2 separate regions of the Mus musculus genome follow, and region 2 is linked to region 1. Evidence: chromatin loops called from intact Hi-C (ENCODE). Cell type or tissue: heart. All regions are shown on one strand. Links, peaks and the distances in the headings refer to the core of each region. The heading gives the core; the rest is flanking DNA.

Region 1 (5,371 bases), core at 54-5,053:
CCATCCCCCTCCCCATGCTGCAACCTTAAGCTCCATGAAAGGTTTCTCTCAGGCAGTCGTCGCCTACCTTCCAACCTTATCATCATTCAGCAGGCCAGCTGTGCTATGAGGAGAAGATGAGACGGGAAAACAAAGACTGCAGGAGCTACAAAAAAAGAAGGAAAATAGCTCTCTGTTAATTGACCTCTGAAAGGTGACATTTGGCCCAACTAGTTGAGTGCCTCCTTGGCTACTCAATTTGCATCTGAGCAGAGCAGAAGCATCTCAGCCTGCTGACTGCTTGTTCCATGTTTGTACAAACCGAAATATTTTCTTTTCCTTTTTTATTTAATTTACTTTTTTATTTATATAAGTACATTGTCACTGTCTTCAGACACATCAAAAGAGGGCATCAGATCCCTTTACAGATGGTTGTGAGCCACCATGTGGCTGTTGAGAATTGAACTCAGGACCTTTGGAAGAGCAGTCAGTGCTCTTAACCCCTGAGCCATCTCTCCAGCCCCTTTTCTTAATACAAAAATTATATGAGCTTGAATGTCCTCACTGCAAGCAAGGAATTCCTTTTCTGAAAGGCCTGAGTCCCATCTGTGCAATGTAAACCTGGAGAAAAGAGTGTTCCTATCTCCCTGTCACCTGGGGAGTTTAGCCCAGGCCCCTCATTCAGAGACGTAACCCCTGCTTGCCATGGGGAAGGGAAGCTTTTGGTTTAAGAGATAGGAGCCAGCTCAGGTGGGCACCTCAGTTACCAGGTGAGGTGAGAACCTGGGAGAAGGTGCCCCATGGCAGTGCAGGCCTTCCGAGGAGGAGGGCTCACCCTTTCTCCTGAGACCATGTGTGCCCTGCAGCATCTGAGAGGGATTCGTGATGCTTCTGTCTCCTGCTGGTTGCTCAGCAGTTTATTACCTAGGGTTGGCGCTCCAAGGTGCTTGGTGCTTCTGGGAAGAAAACGTTACTCTCTGCATTGGTGCAGAGAACTTTCTGTTTTGGTAGACTTTGTTATTAGTTTTGATGCCAACGTCTTTATGAAGAATTAGACCAAGACCACTGCTGCATTAGTTCTGTAAGAAGTCGATGGAATGTTCATTGTATTGTACCATCTCTGAAAACTGTCATTGTCGCCCGGCCCCAAATGTCACCTTTCAGAGGTCAATTAACAGAGAGCTATTTTCCTTCTTTCTGTGAGTTCTTTCTGGTTCTCTTTTTAGTTTCTGTGCATTAGATGTGTGATATAGAAACCCATCATTTGTGTTTTCTCTTCCTTCCTTTTTTGCATCTGCAGCTTCTGTTGTGTCTCCATCAACTTTGGAAGCAGATAGGACAAGAGCACTTTTGCATTATTCAGGAGGGCCGGTGAAATCTGAGAGGAATTGACTGACCATAGGGTTCCACGTTTGAGCATTGTTGCCGGACTGCAAACATCAAGTTGGAGAAGTCATTTGACAAACACGTTTTTTCTCCCTTTCTATGTGTGCCTTCTGGTGCTTTTAGAACTTTTATGCATTTGTTGTATGATCTGGCAAAGCCACTGTTTTTGTCTTCTTTCTTTTAAAAGAGGTGGTAGACACTTCTTATACTTAAATGTTTGATGGAAACTTCTAGCACTTCAGTTAAACAGAGCGTGACACATTTTTTTTCCTCTCTCTTTCATCTGTTAGAATCTGCCTTTTATCTAAAAGCACCAAGCTGGGAGAGGTCTGGGTAAATGGATATAACCCCTCAAGCCATTCCTGGAGGTTCAAAGTGAGGAAAATCACGAAGGTTACTGTTGCTCTCAGCTCGGTACCCACAAGCTGCTGAAACGAGGAGGAGACTTGTGCGACGATCCCTGGAAGCCTAAGAGTTCTGGGCGGCCCCTCCCCAAAGATGAAAGGAAGACCACAGGGACCAGCCCAGTGGCACGCATGCTGCGCGTGCGCACTTCTGTTTGTGTGCATGCTCGCGCAAGCGCACGTCCGCTGCGCTGGCCTGGCTTCCTGCGGTCTGTGTCTCTACGCTCGCAGCTTTGACTTGCGCGAGCTGGAGTCGCGAGCCTGCGGGCCGAGGCCGGTGCGTCCGGGTCGGCAGCAGGCGAACGCAGCTTTGCAGGCCGGGGAGGCCGAGGGCCGGGCTGACGGGGGCAGCGAGACCCGGGCCCGGCGCGGCCTCCTAGGTGAGGCCTGAGGGTGCAGATCGCGGCCGTGAGAGGGAGGCTGGGTCCGTCTGATGGCTTGCAGGGGGGCCTGAGACCGCTTGCCGAGGCCTGAGCGATCAGCGCCTGCGCGATGCCTCGGCCCCCTCCTGTCCTCAGCGTGCGGGATCCGGGACGGTAGCAGTGGTCGTGTTGATGGCTTTGGGCTGTCTAGATGGCCCGAGGATGAGGCGTGTGGGCATAGGAGCGGTCAGTTCAGTGACCTGAGCTGTAGAGGCGCTGTCCAAACTCCTACCTCACTTGACATCCCTGCCTCCCAGGGCTTCTAAGTCTCATGATGTTACTGGGCGCCATCGGCACCCTTGCTGTGCCTGTTAGTTTTCCCGATCCTCTCCCTGCAGCATCCTGTGGTCTAGTTCAGGAAAAGTTTGTGTTTGCGTCTGTTCATAGGGGAAGACTGTGGGTCTGCGATAGTGGTGACATAACCGAGGTCACGCAGAGGGTTTGTTAGTGGGAGTGCTAAGTCCCGGGCCGACGGCGTTCCTTTTGTCATATTAAAGTCGTGGTCACAGTATCACGTAATTGTATATAAATACAGTTCCCACCAGGTTAACTTTTGTTTTCAGAGCAGCTTGTGAGTATTCTTTTGTATCCCTTAGTAAATGGCAGTTATTTAACTAGCATTTCTTGTTCATTTCTTGTTAATTCACCTCGTCAGCTGCACTCATTCATTCCCCCCAAGTCCCAACGCACAGTTGCAATTCTCCAGTCCTTTCTGACAGCCAGTGAGACCACCATCCCTCCGGTTTTCTTCTGGGAATGTTCCAGGAGGTTTGTGTGCAGGATTCCCCTCTTTCCACGCCCACTCATAATGACGTTGTTTTTCCTTCCCCAGACCCGGCTGCATTAGTCCTTCTACAGACTTTTCCTACTGCAGCGGAAGATGAATACATCCTTAGTAAGTCTGGCTTTGTTTCCGTTGTCTAGTTTGGTTTACTACACTCGAAGAGGCAAAGGAGAGATCAGACTTTAAAGGGGAAAATAGATAAAACAGAAAGAGATAAAAGAACCAGACAAAACAGTAGTGGACAGTAGTAAGCATTGGTTGAGTGCATATCTGTAGGTGGCATAGCCCCTACCAAGTCCTCAGGATGCTGTAGTTGACACCTTGACTATATTTAGAGATGAGCCTATGGACGTGCCTGTCGGGATTGTCTTGATCACATTCATTGATGTAAGAAAACCCATTTTGTTCTGGACAAGACCATTCTCTGGGCATCCTGGACAGCATAAACTGGAGAAAGAGACTTGAGTACCAGCAAACATGTCTTCCTCCCTCTCTTGTTTCCTGATTGTGGATTTGATGTGGCTCCTGCTGCCTTGGCTTATGACGGGCTGTACTCTTTGATCTCCAGTGGTATTCTAACACAGGCATACACACACACTCACGTCCTATTGACCTGTCTGTCTCTAGCAGTCTCTGTGGATTCCTCTGTCTGTTTCTGTGCTGTTTGTCTTGCTGCCCTGTCCCTGGATTTAGAATTTCTCCTGCTCCCATGTGGATCTTTTGCCCTACTTACCTCTGGCCCTCCTGGCTTTCCCCAGCGGCTCTGTGTTGGTTTACCTGTGGGTCAGCCAGCGCCTGCTGAGCATCTCTGGAGTATGTCCAGACAACGCGTAACGGACCCATGCATCCGAGTGGTCTGTTCGCCTGTTGTTGTACCGTCCCCACCTAACGGACCCCATGCATCTGAGTGGTCTCTCCGCCTGTCGTTATACCGTCTCCTGTTCTTCCCTTTTGTTGTTCCACTGCCCTGCCTGGAACTCTCTGAGGATGCAATGCGTTCAGATCCATTTTCCACCACCAAAGAATTCACTTTTCTCTTACGGTCTGTGTAGTTTCTCTTTGTTTGGTTTGTTTCAATTTCTTCGTTTTTGCGTCATTGCTTGGTTCAAAAAGGGTATGTAGCTCAGGCTGTCCTGGAACTCTTCAGCCAGGGTTAAAGGTATATGCCACCATCCCTGGCCCTGGTGATGACTTTCAATGACCACGACGTTCAGTGGCAGACCCATTTGATTTTTTTTTCTACCCTCAAATACCCTTTCTTCCCCTTGGCTAGAGTTACTTGTTAATTAGGAGTCATTTATTTGCTGGCAGATGCCATTGTGCTCTCCTAGGCATTGGCATTCACCAAAGAGTTGAGTCTTCCTTCCCAGCGGCTCAGTCAGGTTCCCTTAGTGGGAGAGTCCCAAATAGAGACACACAGATTGGGGAAGAAGACAGTGCTAAGTTTATCCTCAGTGTGCTCTCAGTAAAGATCTGGGCCCTGGGTGCTTTTAATATGAGAGAAGTTCATCTACTTGAAGACAGATTCTGTCAGCTCATAGTCACGTAGCCATAGATCTGTGGTCTTGTCTGATCTTACTGTTTGGGTTTGGTTTTTTTTTTGTTTTTGTTTTTGCTTTTGTTTGTTTAAATTATTTGTGGGTGTCACATGCCATGTTGGGTGTGTGTGGAGGTCAAAAGCCAAGGTTTAGGGAGTCAGGTTGTAGGGATTGAACTCAAGTTACCAGGTTTGGTGGCAAGCACCTTCGCCTGCTGAGCCATCTCGCTGGCCCCCATGTTTTCCTTTATAAGGCGCTGGCATTTACATTTCTTTTCCAGAGCAATGATTTCATGTTTTTCTCTCCTGAAAACAGCTCACAGGTCACAGGCTTGAAGCATCTTTGTCATATGGTTAATGTATATTTATCATAGTATACACTCGTGTGTATATATATATATATATATATATATATATATATATATACTAACTGATAACGTAGGTACCACAGGAATCTACTTCATTGTGCTAAGTGCCTCCCACAGAGTCTGTGGTGCCTGCCGGTGTTGGCAGGAAGCAGTTGTTGGGCTGATGTGTTTGTGAGTGAAACAGTTTATGCAAAAGCTAAGCACTGAAAGGTAGTTTGAGGATCTGGGGCATGGCTCAGTGGTTAAAGTGTCTGCCCCACAAATGTGTAGACTGACGTTCAGATTTTCAGAAACCCATAAGAAATGCCAGGTGGTTGTGTCAGCCTGCCTGTAGTGACAGCCATGGAAGGAGACAGCAAGGGGATTGTGAGAGCAAGTTGGCTAGGAAGGTGACCCTAGCCGTGTCACCACATTCTGGGGTGGATTGAGAGGCTGTGCAGTGCAAAATGTTGAAGCATGGGGCGTGTATGTCTAGAGTGCAGGGACTCGGA
Region 2 (5,371 bases), core at 241-5,240, 120 kb before region 1:
TTGTCAAGGAATAAATGTAATTTAAAATTTTTATAAATTGTGTAACTGAATTCTAGAACCAGCTCTGAACCTTTGTATCAAGTTATTTTTCAGCACCTCTCTTCCCCCTCCCCGGCAACAAAAGCTATTAGATTACTGACAGGACTAAGAAGAGCTATACCTAGCACTTAGCACCAAGTTTTGTACAGCTAAGGCTGGTGAATTAGCTCAATAGGTTAAGGGCACTTGCTGCCAAACCTGACCGACAGCCTGAGGAGCACGTCTGGAACCCATATGGTAGAGGGAAACTGACTTCCAAAAGTTGTCCTCTGACCATTAAGTGTACTTAAGTGTCCATATACATACTAAATGTTTCTTTAATGATTTATTTTTACTCATGTGTATTGGTGTTTTGCTTGCATCTGTGTAGTGAAAGAGTATAGGATCCCCCGGAACTGGAGTTAGACAGTTGTGAGCTGCCATGAGAGTTCTGGGAATTGAACCTGAGTCCTCTGGAAGAACAGCCCCTACTCAGGAGGCAGAGGCAGGAGTATCTCTGTGAGTTCGAAGCCAGCCTGGTCTACAAAGGGAGTCCAGGACAGCTGAGGCTGTTACACAGAGAAACCCTGTCTCAAATAAATAAACAAACAAACAGACAGGCAGGCAGACAAGATATGTTTTGTACAGATAATGTGACTACAAGCCCGGCAGTGGTGGTGCACACCTTTAATCCCAGAGCTTGGGAAGCAAAGGCAGGCGGATTTCCAAGTTCAAGGCCAGCCTGGTCTACAGAGTGAGTTCCAGGACAGCCAGGGCCACACAGAGAAACCCTGTCTCGAAAATACAAAAAAACAAAAACAAAAACAAAAACAAAAAAAAAACAAAAATGATGACAAGATGAGAATTCCTGTCTGGAAGGATCTAGAATACAGTAGAGCCCCAAGCACAGTAAACACAGAGCACATTACCTCATGCTGTAGTTAGTAAACACTCAGCAGACTTCATAAACCTTCAATCTCCCTGAGCCACACTTTATTAAATTCCTCCTCAAGAGCTTTTTACTAGCTGCTCTTGTCCTTTTTAGATAAGTCTAAAGTTGCTAATGCAAAAGGCTCACAGGTGTCCAAAAGCCAGGCTCAAGAGCCTCAGCAATCTCCTCAGGCTCACCATCCTTCTCTACCCTCAGAAGGCAGAGCTTGGCTATTTCTTAATTAGGATAAGCTAAGGTCATAAAAATACTGTCCTTCCCTCCAAGCAAGGGCAGTGACAAGCCCCTTCTCTACATGTTAAAATAACAAGCAGACGGAGCTTTCATAAGGTCACCGTTCATGGTGGGGATGAAAACTTGACCCTGATGCACACAGGCTCCTATACATACTCTTTCACCCTTGCTCTGAAGGAAAACACAATAAATCCATTAGTCTCACCCAAACCAAACCAAACAAACAAAAATCCAGCAAGGAAGCTGGGCGGTGGTGGTGGTGGCGGCGGCGGCGGCGGCGCATGCCTTTAATCCCAGCACTTGGGAGGCAGAGGCAGGCGGATTTCTGAGTTCTGAGGTCTACAAAGTGAGTTTCAGGACAGGCAGAACTGCACAGAAAAACCCTGTCGCGAAAAACAAAAAACAAAACAACAACAACAAAAAAATCCAGCAAGGAGTTGAGAGTGGAGCTCAAAGGTAGAGCGGCTGTTGAGTAGGAGAAAAATGACACATGCCTTTAATCAGGAAGCAGAGGCAAGCAGACCTCTGAGCTACATGCCCGCAAGGGCTACAGTTAGACTCAACAATAACAATAACAATAACAATAACAATAACAATAACAACATAATGGCAAGATGTGGTGGGGTGGCCTACACCAGGGCAGAGGCATGCAAATTCCTGAGTCCCTTGGGCCCAGCCTCTACTTTTCAGGTTTCAGGCTAGCCTCGGCTATGCAGAAAAATTAAAAAAAAAAAAAAAATGAAGAAAAGAAAAGAAACGAATCCAAGACAAACCCCAGCGGAGATGGCGTCCAAGACACTTAGCACAATGGAGAAGAGGATACCAAGTCATTGCACCCTTTGGAGATGCAAGGAGTTCGGGATCACCGAGGAGCCCCACGAGGGGCCGCCTCGTCCCCTCGAGCGTGGGTCTTGCCGCTCACCCCAGGGTGCCACGCGCACGGGAGCGCTCTCCGCTACCACGCACCGGGACTCCCGACTGCAGGAGTTTCAAGTCCCCTTCACTCGGGAGCTCAGACTGGGATGACAGGCGTCAACTTGGACTCCAAGGGGCCCCAAACTGGCCCGGGCTGGAGTTCGAAGTCGCCAGTCGGTCGCCTCTTCCGCTTCTCCAGGCCGCGGTGGGGAGCGCGGCCACCAGAGCGAGCCGCCAGAGAACCGTCTCTCAGCAGCTCGGCGCCCCCCGCGCAGCAGGCCGGCCCGAGAAACTTCCTCAAGTGACGGGAGGGGAGCCGGCAGGCCAGCGGTCGTCGGCGTCGCTCCCCTCCCGTCACCCCCCGCGCGGGTCCCCGGGCCCCCGGGGCTCGCGAGCGCGTCCCCCTCGGGCCCCGCCCCCACCCCGGTGGCGCCCCGGCGGGAGGCCACTCTCCTCGCTCGACCCGCAGCCCCGGGAGACCGCGCGCGCGAGCGCCCATCACGGACTCGCCCCAACACAGCCAGCCCAGCTCCGCGAGCGCGGCTCGACGCCCGGGAGTTCAGTCTCAAGTTCACCTGAAGAAGCAGCCGCTGGAAAAGCTCCCCCGCTGCGACCGCCGCCGCTGCGACCGCCGCCGCCGCCACCGAGGCCGCTACTGCGTTCCTTCCGGCCTCGCCACCGCGTCCACCTCGCGCCTGCGCGCAGCGCCCCCTCCCGACTAATAACAGGAAGAACCATAGAGGGACGCGGACAGTCGGGGAGGAGGGACCTGGAGAGCGAGACCATAGAGATGGGTGCCTAGCCGGCCTCCATCCAGGCTCCACGACTGCAGAACCTTGACTCCTCCTTGCTGTGGGAAGACAAAAGAACAGCTGAACCACAGGGTCACTGTAGCCGCCCCGATTTAGCTATGAAATCAACCGATTAATCACGTATCTATCCCCTCTTGAGGTGATGCTCTGTACCAGGTGAGAAAGGTAAAATGACCCAACTCTCCTCCCAAGGTATTTGGTGAAGAGTAAAAGTTCCAGCTCTGTTCAATCAAGGTTGGAGTGCTGGCCAGCGCTCAAGAGCACCGACCCAAATTTGATTCATGGAACCCTCATTGCAGCTCACAGTGGTCTGTAATTTCAGTTCTAGAAGATCCCTGACGATCTCTTCCAGCCTCTGTGGGCACCAAGCATGCAAGTTGTACACCGATATACATGCAGGCAAAACATGCATATGCATAAAATCAAAATAAAAAATAGAAATTGAATTTTTTTCAGCCAGGCAGTGATGGTCCACACCTTTGATCCCAGCACTTGGGAGGCAGAGGAAGCCCTGAGTTCGAGGCCAGCCTGATCTACAGAGTGAGTTCAGTATAGCCAGGGCTACACAGAGAAATCCTGTCTCAAAAAAAATTTTTTTTTAAATAAATAAAAAAACCTCAAGTTGTGTGTGTGGTTGTATGTGTGTATATGTATGTGTATGATGTATCTGTGTGCTCTGTCTGGGCTTCTATAGGTTGTGTATGTATAAGTGTGTGTGCTTGTGTGTGTGTGTATATGTTGTGTATGCTTGTGTGTATGAGTGTGTGTATGTGTGCTTATATGCGTATGTGTATATGGTGTGTATATGTAATGTGTGCCTGTGCTTGTGTTTATGTTATATATATATATATATATATATATATATATATATATATATATATATATGAATATGAGTGTGTGGTGTGCTTGTGTGTGTGTATATTATGTGTGCTTGTATATATGTGTATCTGTGCTCATGTGTGTATGTGTGCTCTGTGTGTCTGTGCTTATGTATGTTATGTGTGCTTGTGTGGATGTGCGTGTGTAGATATGCTTGTGTGTGTATGTGTGTATATGGTGTGTTTGTGCTCTGTGTGTGTGCTTGTGTGTATGTGTATATGTTATGTGTGTGCTCTGTGTGTCTGTGCTTATGTGTGTGTATGTTGTATACAAATGAGTGTATGACGTGCTTGTGTATGTTATGTGTGCTTGTGTGTATGTGTGTGTGTATATGCTTGTGTGTGTGCTCTGTGTGTCTTTGCTTGTGTGTGTACACTTGTGTGTATGTGTATATGTTGTATGTGTGTGTGTTTCTGAGATTGAACCCAGGGCCTCATAGATGCTAGAGAAGCTGTCAATCACTGAATTACATTTCCAGCCCTCTTCTTATTTTTATTTAAAATTTGAGACAAGATCTCACTAGGTTATTTAGACTGGCCTTGAACTCACTACATAGTTTAGCCTGTCCTTGAACTTGTGATCTTGCTGGGAAGACCAAAGGCTCTCATGTAGTACGGATCAGGAGAGAAACTCCTTCCTAATTATAAAATAACAGAAGGCATTGCATTATCTAAGAAAGTATGTGTGCCAGCTTGGGTGTCTCTTCCTGCTTATAAAGCCACTAATGCCATCGTGAGAGCCCCACCATCATGATCTCAAAATGGACCCCAGAAGCGCCATTTCAAATACCAGTAAACATGCAGAAATGACTGAGGAGTAGGTTTCAAGACATGAACTTTTAGAGCACATAGTCAGACCATGCCAGAAGAGAAGGCTTGCCAACAGTGGTATGAGGAGGAGGGTGACAGAGACTATGGTCATGCTTCTAGGATTCAGTTGTGAGCTTTTTATTGCTATTGTTCTGACAGCGTCTAACTATGTAGCTCAGGCTGGCCTCCAACTTTCTCCCAAGTGCTGGGATTTCTAGGTTGTAGGTATATATCACCATTACTGGGAGAGAGATTCTGGGAAAACACAGTAAAACAAGGGTGAGTAAACCAAGTGTGGTGGCACATATATTATGTGACAAAACTTTTCCTGGAAAGACACAACACCTTGCTTCCCCCAGATAAGGACCGTACAACAGACAGAAGTTTAGGTACCACCAAAGTCCAACTTGGTGAACCAGTGAGTTTTACTGAGGTTACCTGCAGGGATGTGGGTGAGGGGTCACTTACAAGAACAAAAATGCCTCAAAGACAGCTGCATCACCAAAGCCCACCCCAGCATGGTCAACGGCTCACCAAGCTGGGAACCTGGAGCACAGCCTACAGGTAGCTCACCAGGTTGGAGAGTGTCCTTTCCCGGTGCCTCTATTGGTCTAAATCTTTTCCAGGCAGCTTGGCTGGTTTCTGCTGCTTCTAGGAAACTGGTCTAGTCTCAGGAGTCTCTATTGTAGGCTTTGCTCATCTGAGACTCTTCTCTGCAGTTGGTCTCTGACGCTCAGCTTTTATTGCTTACTCTG

Evidence for each region. Peaks named below come from ENCODE experiments on the same cell type or tissue, not always from the same donor. Only the 100,000 strongest peaks of a DNase experiment are listed, where the experiment ranks them.
Region 2: a loop joins it to region 1, with 3 times the contacts of the local background. A loop is called at or near these places in 1 of 42 quality-filtered maps.

Annotation. Positions count from the first base shown.
Region 1 is chr5:143,233,231-143,238,601 of GRCm38, forward strand. It overlaps Zfp12 (zinc finger protein 12), which reads left to right and starts at 1,933. Exons shown (of 5, transcript NM_001289589.1): 1 at 1,933-2,149; 2 at 3,024-3,086. The coding sequence starts at 3,072. It overlaps 4930448H16Rik (RIKEN cDNA 4930448H16 gene), which reads left to right. Exons shown (of 5, transcript NR_040700.1): 5 at 1,280-1,518. Gm38735 (a long non-coding RNA gene) reads right to left here and starts at 1,300. Exons shown (of 3, transcript XR_868668.3): 1 at 904-1,300; 2 at 68-145. In heart, for the core only: a CTCF peak has its summit at 2,400; a DNase peak (open chromatin) is centred at 1,931; H3K4me3 peaks cover 1,742 bases; H3K27ac peaks cover 1,352 bases.
Region 2 is chr5:143,110,208-143,115,578 of GRCm38, forward strand. It overlaps Rnf216 (ring finger protein 216), which reads right to left and starts at 2,813. Exons shown (of 17, transcript NM_080561.4): 1 at 2,692-2,813. In heart, for the core only: a CTCF peak has its summit at 2,869; a DNase peak (open chromatin) is centred at 2,834; H3K4me3 peaks cover 2,003 bases; H3K27ac peaks cover 1,584 bases.